2 separate regions of the Homo sapiens genome follow, and region 1 is linked to region 2. The links are chromatin contacts, found by Hi-C in ENCODE. All regions are on one chromosome and are shown on one strand. Each heading gives the region's core, a stretch centred on a gene start or an enhancer-like site at or near the end of the contact. The rest is flanking DNA. Distances are from core to core; before and after follow the strand shown. Region 1 holds the start of SMIM47 (small integral membrane protein 47). Region 2 has its middle 6.0 kb from the start of MIR4751.

Region 1 (6,074 bases), core at 1,347-3,846, 850 kb after region 2:
AGGAAGTGGCCAGGACCCCCCGCCCCCCGGTCTCAAAAAATTGTGGTTTTGAGTGAGACTCTGTCTCAAAAACAGACAGACAGACAGACAAACAAACAAACAGTTGTGGTTTTGCCAAAACCAAAGTTATTTCTTGCGCTCAACCCTTAAGGCAACCAATTTCTGGCTGAGAAAATAGTGCAACACCGCCACTATGTGGTTATTTGGAGTTTTGCAGCCAAGAATTTGAAAGTAAAGCCAGCCTCCAAATCGGGAAGCTTTTGAGAACTTCAGGAGGGCACTATTGCCACTGACGCTAAAACATTAGCCTAAAATGTTGGTGATCCACAAAACTTCTATTAATTCGAGATAAAATTATAGTGCAACTATGAATGTTTATTACTGAAATTTGGGGCCAAGCGCGGTGGCTCACACCTGTAATCCCAGCACTTTGAGAGGCCGAGGCGGGCAGATCACTAAGTTAGGAGTTCAAGACCAGCCTGGCCAACATAATGAAACCCTGTCTCTACAAAAAATGCAAAACTTAGCCAGGCGTGGTGGCGGGTGCCTATAGTCCCAGCTACTTGGGAGGCTGAGGTAGGATAATTGCTTGAACCTGGGAGGTGGAGGTTGCAGTGGGCCGAGATCGCGCTAGTGCACTCCAGCCTGAGTTTAACAGAGCGAGACTCCATCTCAAATAAAATACAATAAAATAAAAAGAAATTGGTGAGGCCGGGCACAGTGGCTCATGCCTGTAATCCCAGTACTTTGGGAGGCTGGGGCAGGTGGATCACCTGACGTTGGGAGTTCGAGACCAGCCTGACCAACATGGAGAAACCCCATCTCTACTAAAAATACAAAATTAGCCAGGCGTGGTGGCGCATGCCTGTAATCCCAGCTACTCGGGAGGCTGAGGCAGGAAAATTGCTTGAACCCAGGAGGTGGAGGTTGCAGTGAGCTGAGATTGCACTGTTGCACTCCAGCCTGGGCAACAAGAGCAAAACTCTGGGAAGAAGGAAGGAAGGAAGGAAGGAAGGAAGGAAGGAAGGAAGGGAGGGATGGAAGGAAATTTGTTGGGCTTTTTCAGGAAAACCTAGCACGTGCAGTCAACCCTACTCCAAAGCTGGCTTTTCAGATATTGAGCTGAAATGAAATTGCTTTTGACTAGATGAGAAGGTAGGTGAAATGCAATTGAAGGTGGAAGTGTCCCCCAGGGCATTGACCTGAGGATGCTGGAGGTAGAGGCAGGGGGTGGGGGAAGGGCGCTAAGCAAGGGGGCTGCTAGCGAACTGCCTGTGGGGGCGGGTCTGCACATTTTTATAGGAAGGGACATTGCTGGTGGGTGTTGAAGGTTAAATAGGAGTTTGTTAAGAAAAGAGGCTGAGCACAGTGGCTCACACCTGTAATTCCAACACTTTGGGAGGCTGAGGTAGGAGGATTGCTTGAGGCCAGGAGTTAGAGACCAGCTTGGGTGACATAGTGAGACCCTGTCTCTAAAAAAAATTAAAAAGTTAGCTGGGCATGGTGGTGAACACCTACAGTCCCAGCTACTCAGGAGGCTGAGGCAGGAGGACTGCTTGAGCCTGGGAGTTCAGGGTTGCAGTGAGCTATGATCATACCACTGCACTCTAGCCTGGGCAATAGAGTGAGATCTCATCTCAAAAAGAAAAGAAAAAAGAGGAAGATGTGTTGATACAGTATGACAGTGATGAAGATGATGACGATAACTACAGACCCACTGCAGCTGACAAAGTGCATTCACATTTTGGATCTCTGGCTGCCCTGGCTGTGGTTTTTTGGGGCCCATTGGACAAAGATTTTCGCCTTTGTCTGATGGAGAAGAAATCACGGGATCAAGGGAAATAACAAATCCGAAGTACACAGCAGCCTGTGTTGGTGCCGGGTGCTCAATGTGCCCTGCTTGTTCTTCCCTCTGTGCCCTTACACCAGGTTGAAATGTTCTTCCTCTTCTTGGAATTTCCCCACAGACTCCTACTCATCCCTGAAAACCCAGCGCAGATTCCCAGCTCCTAGCCTCAAACCTGCGAGGGTGGGTCCTCACCACTCTCCTACCTCAGACCCTGGAGTCCGGACCCCCACCCCACTCCCTTCTGAAACACAGAGCCCCAGGTGTGGTGTAGGCCCGAGGCCGGGCGCAAGGGCAGTGGGTCGGCGGAGCAGGATGTGCGGATTCAGTTACATTTATCTGGCCTCAGAGCGATGGCAGAGGGAGAGGCAGGGCTCTTGTGCGGGGAGGTCCTGTGTCTTCTCACTGCTGAGCCTGAGAGAGGAAAACAGGGACATATACAGAGATGTGGGAGAGAAAGAGAGACCAAGATGACAGAACTGGACCAGGGAGACAGAGACTCAGCCCCCACCTCCGCTCTTCTCCCGCTCACCTTGTTGAAGAAATAGATGGAGGTCAGGATGGTGAACAAGGCCATGGCCAGGGTCACATTCTGGGGGGGAGATCAGAGGTCAGGACCCTTCCCCTCCCTGCCCTCTGCCCAGCCCCAGGCCTCCCTTCCCTGCCAGACCCCTCCTCACTTCCTGAAAGTTCATGGCCTTGGGACTCCAGCCACCCCTTGGTTGGTCTTCTCTCTCTTTCCTGGGCCTCTGAGCCAGAGGGGGGAGAAGCCACTGGAACTCCGAGAGGGGGTTGTCGGAGAGACCAGAATGGTGGCCATGGCAACGGGGAAAGGGCATTCTGGTAGAGGGGACAGGCAGGGGCATAGGGCAGATACAGACCCTGGTGTGGCCCGCCACATGTGGTGTCTGAATGTGACATCGGGACGTGTGAGATTGGAGAGTCTCAACCCTGAACACCATACTGAGGTGTTTGGGTTTTGCCCCGGAGGGTGCTGGGGAGCCATGAGAGGGTTGAGAGCAGGGGAGGGACCAGGTCAGTTCTGGGTATAGAAATATCTCAAAACAGGAGCCTGCAGGCCAGGAGAACAGTAAGGGAGGCCCAGGCAAAATTTCCTCCTCCAGATGGGAGGATCACTTGAGCCCAGGGGGTTGAGGCTGCCATGAGCCAAGATCACGCCACTGCACTCCAGCCTGGGCAAGAGTGAGATCCTGTCTCCACAACTAACAACTAAGAAAAAATAAAATAAAATACATATGATACATTTGTGAGATACCTATTTACCTATCTATCGCTACCACAAAAATGGGGACTATACAATCTGCTACTCAGGTAGCTATTTGCGTTATTTGTGGCAGATATAGTCTCGCTATTTTTGGTAGTTATGTTGTACAACTGTGAACACTTATTGGGGAAATATATGTGTGTGTGTGTATATGTATACACACACACACACACACACACACACACACACACACACAAACACATATATATAGGGTTGGGTGCAGTGGCTCATGCTTGTAATCCCAACACTTTGGTTAAGTGAGACAGTAGAATTGCTTGAGCCCAGGAGTTCAAGGCCAGCCTGGGCAACATTGTAAGACCCCATCTCTTTAAATATATATAAATATAGGCCAGGTGCCGGTGGCTCACACCTGTTTTCCCAACACTTTGGGAGGCCGGGGCGGGAGGATCACCTGAGGTCAGGAGTTTGAGACCAGCCTGGCCAACATGGCGAAACTCCATCTCTACTAAAAAACAAAAAAACAAAAAAATTAGCCGGGCATGGTGGTGCACGCCTGTAGTCCCAGCTATTTGGGAGGCTGAGGCACCAGCAACACTTGAACCCCAGGCGGAGGAGGTTAAATTGAGCCGAGATTGTGCCACTGCACTCTAGCCTGGGCAACAGAGCGAGACTCCATCTCAAAATAATAATAATAAATAAAAATAAATAAATAAATAGAAAATAAATAGAAAAATATATACTTTTATTAATGAAGCAATGGGTCCTTATTTGCTGATTCAGTGGTCACAGTTATACAACATCGCTACTATGAATAACAAGAATTGATTGTAAACACGGTACCTCACGGCACTACCCAGAACATTCCAGAAGGCAACACATTCTGCAGAGCAAACGGCACCGTCTCTCCAACAAATCCATGCCACAGTGCAAAACAAAAGCAAGTAGCCTTGCTATATTTGAAAAAAATCCGTTAAGAGACACAAGACCAGCTTTGAGGGGTGATCCTGGACCGGGTTTTGGCTTGGACAAAACAAGTTATAAAGGCTCTTTGTGGGTGGAGGCCGAGGTGGGCGGATCACCTGAGGTCAGGAGTTTGAGACCAGCCTGGCCAACATGGTGAAACCCTGTCTCTACTAAAAATACAAAAATTAGCCAGGTGCAGTGGTGTGCACCTATAGTCCCAGCTACTCAGGAGGCTCAGGCACGAGAATCATCAGAACCCAGGAGGCAGAGGTTGCAGTGAGCCGAGATCGTACCACAGCACACCAGCCTGTGTGACAGAGTGAGATCCTGTCTCAAAAAACAAAACAAGACAAAGTCTCTTTGGGGAGAAACGGAGGGACATTTGAATAGGGAATGGGTATCAGACAAGACGAAAGCACTACTGCCAAGGAGAAGAGGAGGTTAACTGAAAGACGCAGGTTACAAAATTGCAGGTTCTGTATGATCTCATTTTGGTAAGAAGTACATACATGAAAAACTGCATTTAAACATCAGGTTTCACTCTGTCGTCCAGGATGGAGTGGAGTGACAGAATCAGGGCTCACTGCAGCCTCGACTTCAGGCTCAAGCGATGAGTGGCTGGGACTACAGGCATATGCCACTACACCTGGCCAGTTTTTTGGTATTTTTAGTAGAGATGGGGTTTCACCATGTTGCCCAAGCTGGTCTCAAACTCCTGGATTCAAGTGATCTGCCCACCTTGGCCTCCCAAAATGACAGGATTACAGGTGTCAGCCACCATGCCTGGCCCAGTTATATTGATTTTAGACTTCCAACCTCCAGAACTGTAAGGGAATAAATGTGTGTCATTTTAAGCCACTGAGTGGTAACTTGTCACAGCAGCCAATACATCAGTAGATAGGAAAGTGCTGACATCTCCAGGGGCTAGAACGTGGTTTCTAGTTTCTTAATTTTGCTTCAGGATTTTTTTCTCTTTTCTGTTTTTTTTAGAGACAGGCTCTTGGTTTGTTGTCCAGGCTGTAGTGCAAAGGCACAATTACAGCTCACTGAAGCCTCAAATTCCTGGACTCACGTGATCCTCCCATCTCAGTCTCTTGAGTAGCTGGGACTACAGGCAGATGCCACCATACCGTGCCTGGCTAATTTTTGTTTATCTTTTATAGAGATGGAGTCGGGTGCGGGGGGTGGGTCTCACCATATTGGCCAGGCTGGTCTTGAACTCCTGGCCTCAAGCAACCCTCCCACCTTGGCCTCCCAAAGTGCTGGGATTACAGGTGTGAGCTGCCAGCTCCTGGTCTGGCTTAAGCCTCCAGCCCTTCTACTTCTTTATTCCAGGGGCCTCTACCCTATTTCAAGTACGAGGAGAGACAGAGATTCACAAAACTTTTGTATCTGGTGCAGGGGCTCACACCTGTAATCCCAGCACTTTGGGAGGCCAAGGTGGGAGGATTGCTTGAGCCCAGGAGTTTAAGAGCAGTCTGGGCAACACAGCAAAACCCTGTCTCAAAAAACAACAAAAACCTAGGACAGGACTGGAGGCTGACTGTGCGCAGTGAGGCAGGAGAGCCAGCCAGCCCCAGGTGGTGCTGCGAAGTGTAGATTTTATTAGCATTGTGGGATGGTGAGGCCGCCTGAGCAGCAGACGATTGCCATTGAAAGATGACTTGTTGGCTGGGCATGGTGGCTCATGCCTGTAATCCCAGCATTTTGGGAAGCCGAGGCGAGTGGATCACCTGAGGTCAGGAGTTGAAGACCAGCCTGGCCATATATATATATATACAAAAATTAGCCGGGCATGGTCGCGTGTGTCTGTAATCCCAGCTACTAGGGGGGCTGAGGCAGGAGGATCGCTTGAACCTGGGAGGTGGAGGTTGCAGCAAGCTGAGACTGTGTCACTGCACTCCAGCCTGGGAAACAGAGTAAGACTACATCTCAAAAAAAAAAAAAAAAAGGAAAGAAAAGAAAAAAGAAAGAAAGGAAGATGACTTGTTATACTCACAGCTTCCCCAGAGGAGGGGG
Region 2 (5,803 bases), core at 435-2,934:
CGTTTGAGCCCAGGAGCTTGAGAACAACCTGGGCAACATAGCACGACCCTGTCTCTACAAAAAGTTAAAAAAAACTAACAACAAAAAAGAAATCCTCCCGCTTTTTTGCATTCCAGGAGATGGCTTACTGAGAAGAACCACCCTTCCGTATATGACTTAGATAAGACTTGAGGATGAACCCCTTGTCTAAGACAAGGGCAGACATAGACCCTCCAAATTCCCATTTCGTTGTCTCGTACATGATTAACTGAACTGTTTTGTCCCCAGTGATCAATTGAAACAAAATGCTTGTTTAACCTAACTTACTCTCCTCACTGCCAGGCCTCTGAATTTCAGTCCATCCACAGCCTCAGCCAGAATACAGCCCCTCCTTAAGCACCTCTCCTGAGAAGAATAAAACATTCCCTGGTCGATTGTCCTGTACAATAGCCCTTGCATCTTATTTTCCCACAGCTGGTTCTTTCTAACCTTGTTTACTCCTCCCCATAAAAGAAAAAGTCTTTGGCTGTGCACATGGCCTGCGCCTGTGGTGCCAGCACTTTGGGAGGCTGAGGAGGATCCCTTGAGTTCTGGAATTCCAGAGCAGCCTGGGCAACATAGCAAGACCCCATCTCTACAAAAAAATTACAAATTAGCCGTGCATGATGGCACGACAGTGAGCTGAGATTGCACCACTGCACTGCAGCCTGGCGACAGAGTGAGATTCTGTCTCAAAAAAAAAAAAAAAGGAAAAAAACCTGCCCAATTCTTGTCTCACTTGCAAATCTTTTGCTTCTCCCTATTGCAATGTCCTCACCTTTATAGCAATAGTCCCTTTCCCACCTTAAAAAAATCCTTTCAAATAAAGTTTCTTTCCTCAAGGCTGCAGTGAGCCATGATTGCGTCTGGGTGACATAGCCAGACTGAGTCTCTAAATAAAGTCTCCTCACCAAGTATGATTTTTTTAATTGAGGTGAAATTCATATAATAGAAAACCATTTTACAGGGAACATTTCATAGAACAGTGGCATTTAGTACATTCGCGGTTCTGTGCAACTACTGCCTCTCTTTCCTAATCACTTCTATCACTCCAAAAGAAAACCTCATCCCCGTTAAGCAGTTACTTCCCACTTCTGCCTTCTGATGTGTTTTGTATTTGTATTCATTGAATGCTTGCAATTCCATGAAGTGGGGAAATGAGTATAAGTCTGTTTTTTTTTTTTTCAGACAGAGTCTTACTCTGTGGCCCAGGCTGGAGTGTAGTGGCGCGATCTTGGCTCACTGCAACCTCTGTCTCCCGAGTTCAAGCGATTCTCCGGCCTCAGCCTCCTGAGTAGCTGGGACCACAGGTGCACACCACCAAGTCCAGATAATTTTTGTATTTTTAGTAGAGACGGGGTTTCACCATGTTGGCCAGGCTGGTCTCGACTCCTGACCTCACGTGATCCGCCCACCTCAGCCTTCCAAACTGCTGGGACTATAGGTGTGACCCACCGCGCCGGGCGCGAAATGATTTCTTACTGTGAGTCATGGTCAGAAAAGTTTGAAAGCCACTGGTAGGCTCCCCCCAGCTTGACATACTGATTTTCAGACAATAGCCGGTTTGCAGACCCCACGCTTCCAAAACCAATCATTTCTGGCCTCTGGGCGGAGTTTGTCTTAGCAGGAGTCTGCCGCCAGGTGGCGCGCGTACCCCGCCGGGAGTGGGTTTTGCTCCATCCCAGACTCAGACCGTCCAAGCCGGTGATTTCCTTCTGGTCGGTTTACGGGGACTAGAAGCCCTGACTTCGAATACAGTTCACAAAGCAGACCCCTGCAGGGGGTTTTAGGCGGCTAAGAAGGGAATTGGCTCTCCTAAGACTCTCTTTCTCCAGAGAGCTCATTAAATGCCTCCCGCGCCAGAAGGGGTCCCCGCCCCCGGAGCTCGCATCCCAGTGGGGAGGACACACACAAACCCCATTCGCGATCCCGTCAGTGCAGGGAGGCTCCGGCCTGGGGCCGAAGAGCCGAGTCTCTCTGGTGCCTGACAGCACGGGATAGAGCCCCGCCCGGCCACCTGCTGGCTGTGTGACCTTGGGAATAGTGCTTGGCCTCGCTGTGCCTTGGTTCCCTCCACTATAAAATGGCAGTGATAACAGCAGCCACTTCATAGGGTTCCGGGCATTGCGTAAGTTAATACATGCAAAGCGCTCAGAAGGGATGGTGCATGTTTGTCGAACCCGTTGTTAAAAATTCCCATTTTAGGCTGGGCGCAGTCACTCACACCTGTAATCCCAGCACTTCGGGAGGCCGAGGCGGGCGGATCACCTAAGGTCAGGAGTTCGAGACCAGCCTGGCCAACATGGTGAAACCCCGTCTCTACTAAAAATACAAAAATTAGCCAGGCGTGGTGGCATGCGCCTGTAATCCCAGCTATTCAGGAGGCTGAGGCAGGAGAATCGCTTGAACCCGGGAGGCGGAGGTTGCAGTGAGATGAGATCACACCACTGCACTCCAGCCTGGGTGACAGAGTGAGACCCTGTCTCAAAAAAAATTTCTTATTTTACAGAAGAGAAAACCAAGGACAAGAACAGGGTAGTGAATCACCAAGCCCACATTTTTTTTTTTTTTTTCTGCAGGAAGATCTCCAAGTTGAGTCCAGTGGTCTGACTCCCAGCCCAGATGGCCTTCCCTCGGCCTTGTGCTTGCTTGCTTGGGGTGGAAGTGGAGCCAGCTCCCTTGGGATAGCTGCTCAAGCCCCGAGTGAAATCCTCCCGCAGAGGACATTGGCCCCCTGTTGGCATCAGTGCTGGGACTCGAATGAAACTCTGTTTCTGCCTGGGTCAGGAGAATAGCTAGATTAAATAAATAAGTCACTGTAATGTCACAGGGTGAACCCCCAAATTGGGATTCAGCCTGGGAGGCCACATGAGTTGTTGGCTTCGTGCAGAAAAGAATTCAAGAGTGAGCCAGCAGAGTAAAGTGAAAGCAAGTGAAGGAGGCCGGGCGCGGTGGCTCACGCCTGTAATCCCAGCACTTTGGGAGGCCAAGGTGGGAGGATCACTTGAGTCCAGGATTTCGAGACCATCTTGGGCAACATGGCGAAACCCTGTCTCTACAAACAATACAAAAATTAGCTGGGTGTGGTGGTGTATGCCTGTAATCCCAGCTACTTGGGAGGCTGAAGTAGGAGAATCACTTGAACCCAGGGGGCAGAGGTTGCAGTGAACCAAGATTGTGCCATTGCATGCTAGCCTGGGTGACAGAGCAAGACTCTGTCTTAACAAAAATAAAAAATAAAAAAAAAATTAAGGCTGGGCGCAGTGGCTCACGCCTGTAATCCCAGCACTTTGGGAGGCTGAGGTGGGCGGATCACGAGGTCAGGAGATTGAGACCATCCTTGCTAACATGGTGAAACTGTGTCTCTACTAAAATTAAAAAAAAAAAAAAGTTAGCTGGGTGTGGGGGCAGGCGCCTGTACTCCTAGCTACTCGAGAGGCGGAGGCAGGAGAATGGTGTGAACCTGGGAGGCGGAGCTTGCAGTGGGCCGAGATTGCACCACTGCACTCCAGCCTGGGCCAGAGTGAGACTCTGTCTCAAAAAAAAAAAAAAAAAAATATAGGCTAAAATAAACAAAGGACTGCCACCACGGCCACGGCCACTACCGACACCTCACCAGGGGCCAAAGCATGTATTTCCCAGAGCCTGAGAGCTGCATGCCTGGGGCTGCTGCCATTGACAGCAGTCCTGCCCCTGCACCAGCAGCAGTGCCATGCACATTTGTACATGCCCTGAGGACAGGATCTCCTTGCCGACAACTGCCACTACCACTAACACCCAAGCATGCCACATAGCAGCCAAGGGATTGCCTCAGCCTGTTCACCACCTGCACCCACGTGCACCACCACAGGGCCTGAGGACGGGCCCACCCAGTCAGGCACTGCTCCCCACAATGCCCAAGCATGCTGCCTAGGGCCCTGGCATTGCCCTGCCCATCTGCCACCACTGGTATCTATATACTCCTCCTGGGGGTCTGAGGATGGGTCTACCCAGCCTGCTGCCACCATCACCACTGGCACACACTGACATGCATCACCCACCTAGCCCATCTCAGCCACTGGTAACACCAGTGTTTGCTGCCTGGGAAGTTAAGGATTGTCCCACCATTGCCACTGCCACCATCATGCCATGCATGCAGCCCAGGGACCCAAGGACCCACTCATCATCCTTGCTGACTGCTGCCCCTGCTGGCACCAAAGTGAGCCACGTGGAGGTTCATGAATTGGCCCATCTGGACCTGTTAACACCAGTACTTGTGTATACCCCCAAAGGCCAAAGGATAGGTATGCTCAGCCTGCCTCTGTCACCACTGGAGGCCAAGGATTGACCCACCTGGCATCCCATCCCCAGCAAAGTCTCAATACAGCCTCCAGTGACAACCACATCCTAAGCCACTGAGGAAGTCAGACACTACTAATGCTGTTTGTAGCTGAAAAAATCATAGAGACTACATGACTGCACGCTAGAATCAAAGCTGAAGAGCATTACCCAGTGAACACCACAGATACGATGTCTTCATGAAAAAGTCTTCCGTTATGAAAGCCAATCCAAAAAATGGGAAGAAGTGACTGTTACACCAGACGCGCAAAAATCAATGTAGGGACATAAGAGACTTGAAAAAGCAAGAAAATATGAAACCTCCAAAGGAGTGTGATAATGCTCACACAACAAATTCCAATGAAAAGAAATTTATAAAGTGCCAGTGTGGGCGGCAAGCCACCCAGGTGCCGAGGCAAGAGACCGAGGGCACGAGCTGTTCCAGTATAGTAAAATATATAAAACAACAAGAGTTATACTAGATCTAGATCACAGACATGATTACATATGAATATCATTAATCATTAGTTTGTAGCAATTACTCCTTATTCCAATATTATAATAATCCTCGCTCTACAATCATAACCTAGGAAAAACCAGGCCATACAGAGATAGGAGCTGAGGGGACATAGTGTGAAGTGACCAGAAGACAAGAGTGCGAGCCTTCTGTTATGCCCGGACAGGGCCATTAGAGGCCTCCTTGGTCTAGCGGTAACGCCAGCGTCTGGGAACACGCCTGTTGCTAAGCGGACAGTGGTCTAGTGGTAGCCTCAGTGTCAAGGAAAACCACCCGCTACTTAGCGGACCAGGAAAGGGAGTCTCTCTTTCCCCGGGGGAGTTTAGAGAAGACTCTACTCCTCCACCTCTTGTGGAGGGCCTGACATCAGTCAGGCTCGCCTGCAGTTATCCGGAGGCCTAACCATCTCCCTGTGATGCTGTGCTTCAGCTCCTAGTCCACCTTCATGTTCCATCCTGTACACCTGGCTCTGCCTTCTAGATAGCAATAGCAAAATTAGTGAAAGTACTAAAAGTCTGATATGCAGAAATAATGGCATAAGCTGTCTCTCTCTCTTTCTCCTCTCTCTCTCTGCCTTGGCTGCCAGGCAGGGAAGGGCCCCCTGTCCAGTGGACACGTGACCCATGTGACCTTACCTATCACTGGAGATGACTCACACTCTTTACCCTGCCCCTTTTGCTTTGTATCCAATAAATAACAGCACAGCCAGACATTCGGGGCCACTACGGGTCTCCACGTCTTGGTGGTAGTGGTCCCCCGGGCCCAGCTGTCTTTTTTTTAATCTTTGTCTTGTGTCTTTATTTCTACAATCTCTTGTCTCCGCACACGGGGAGAAAAACCCACTGACCCTGTGGGGCTAGTCCCTACAGCCAGAAAAAGGATTCAAAATATTGCTATTAAAGAATTTCAGTGAGGTCTGGGCATGGTGGCTCATGCCTGTAATCCCAGCAC

Evidence for each region. Hi-C counts contacts between places; a loop is a spot of excess contacts on that map. Pooled maps may share reads with other maps.
Region 1: a map of B cell shows a loop between it and region 2 (24-fold over the local background). The contact joins the promoter of SMIM47 here to the enhancer-like site in region 2. A Hi-C loop is called at or near these places in 2 of 168 maps with a recorded cell type or tissue (B cell and naive thymus-derived CD4-positive, alpha-beta T cell) and 5 of 50 pooled maps.

Annotation. Positions count from the first base shown.
Region 1 is chr19:50,783,564-50,789,637 of GRCh38, forward strand. It overlaps SMIM47 (small integral membrane protein 47), which reads right to left and starts at 2,597. Exons shown (of 3, transcript NM_001384597.1): 1 at 2,527-2,597; 2 at 2,379-2,438; 3 at 2,165-2,260. The coding sequence starts at 2,541. The coding sequence ends at 2,249. LOC105372439 (a long non-coding RNA gene) reads right to left here. Exons shown (of 4, transcript XR_936026.3): 3 at 6,055-6,074; 4 at 3,818-4,879. RefSeq lists a silencer at 49-343.
Region 2 is chr19:49,936,172-49,941,974 of GRCh38, forward strand. No RefSeq gene overlaps it. Among named protein-coding and RNA genes, the nearest start is that of MIR4751, 6.0 kb to the left of the region's middle. Within about 2 kb of position 1,685, at least 4 of the 41 ENCODE cell types and tissues checked have a DNase peak (open chromatin) inside an H3K27ac peak, as active enhancers do.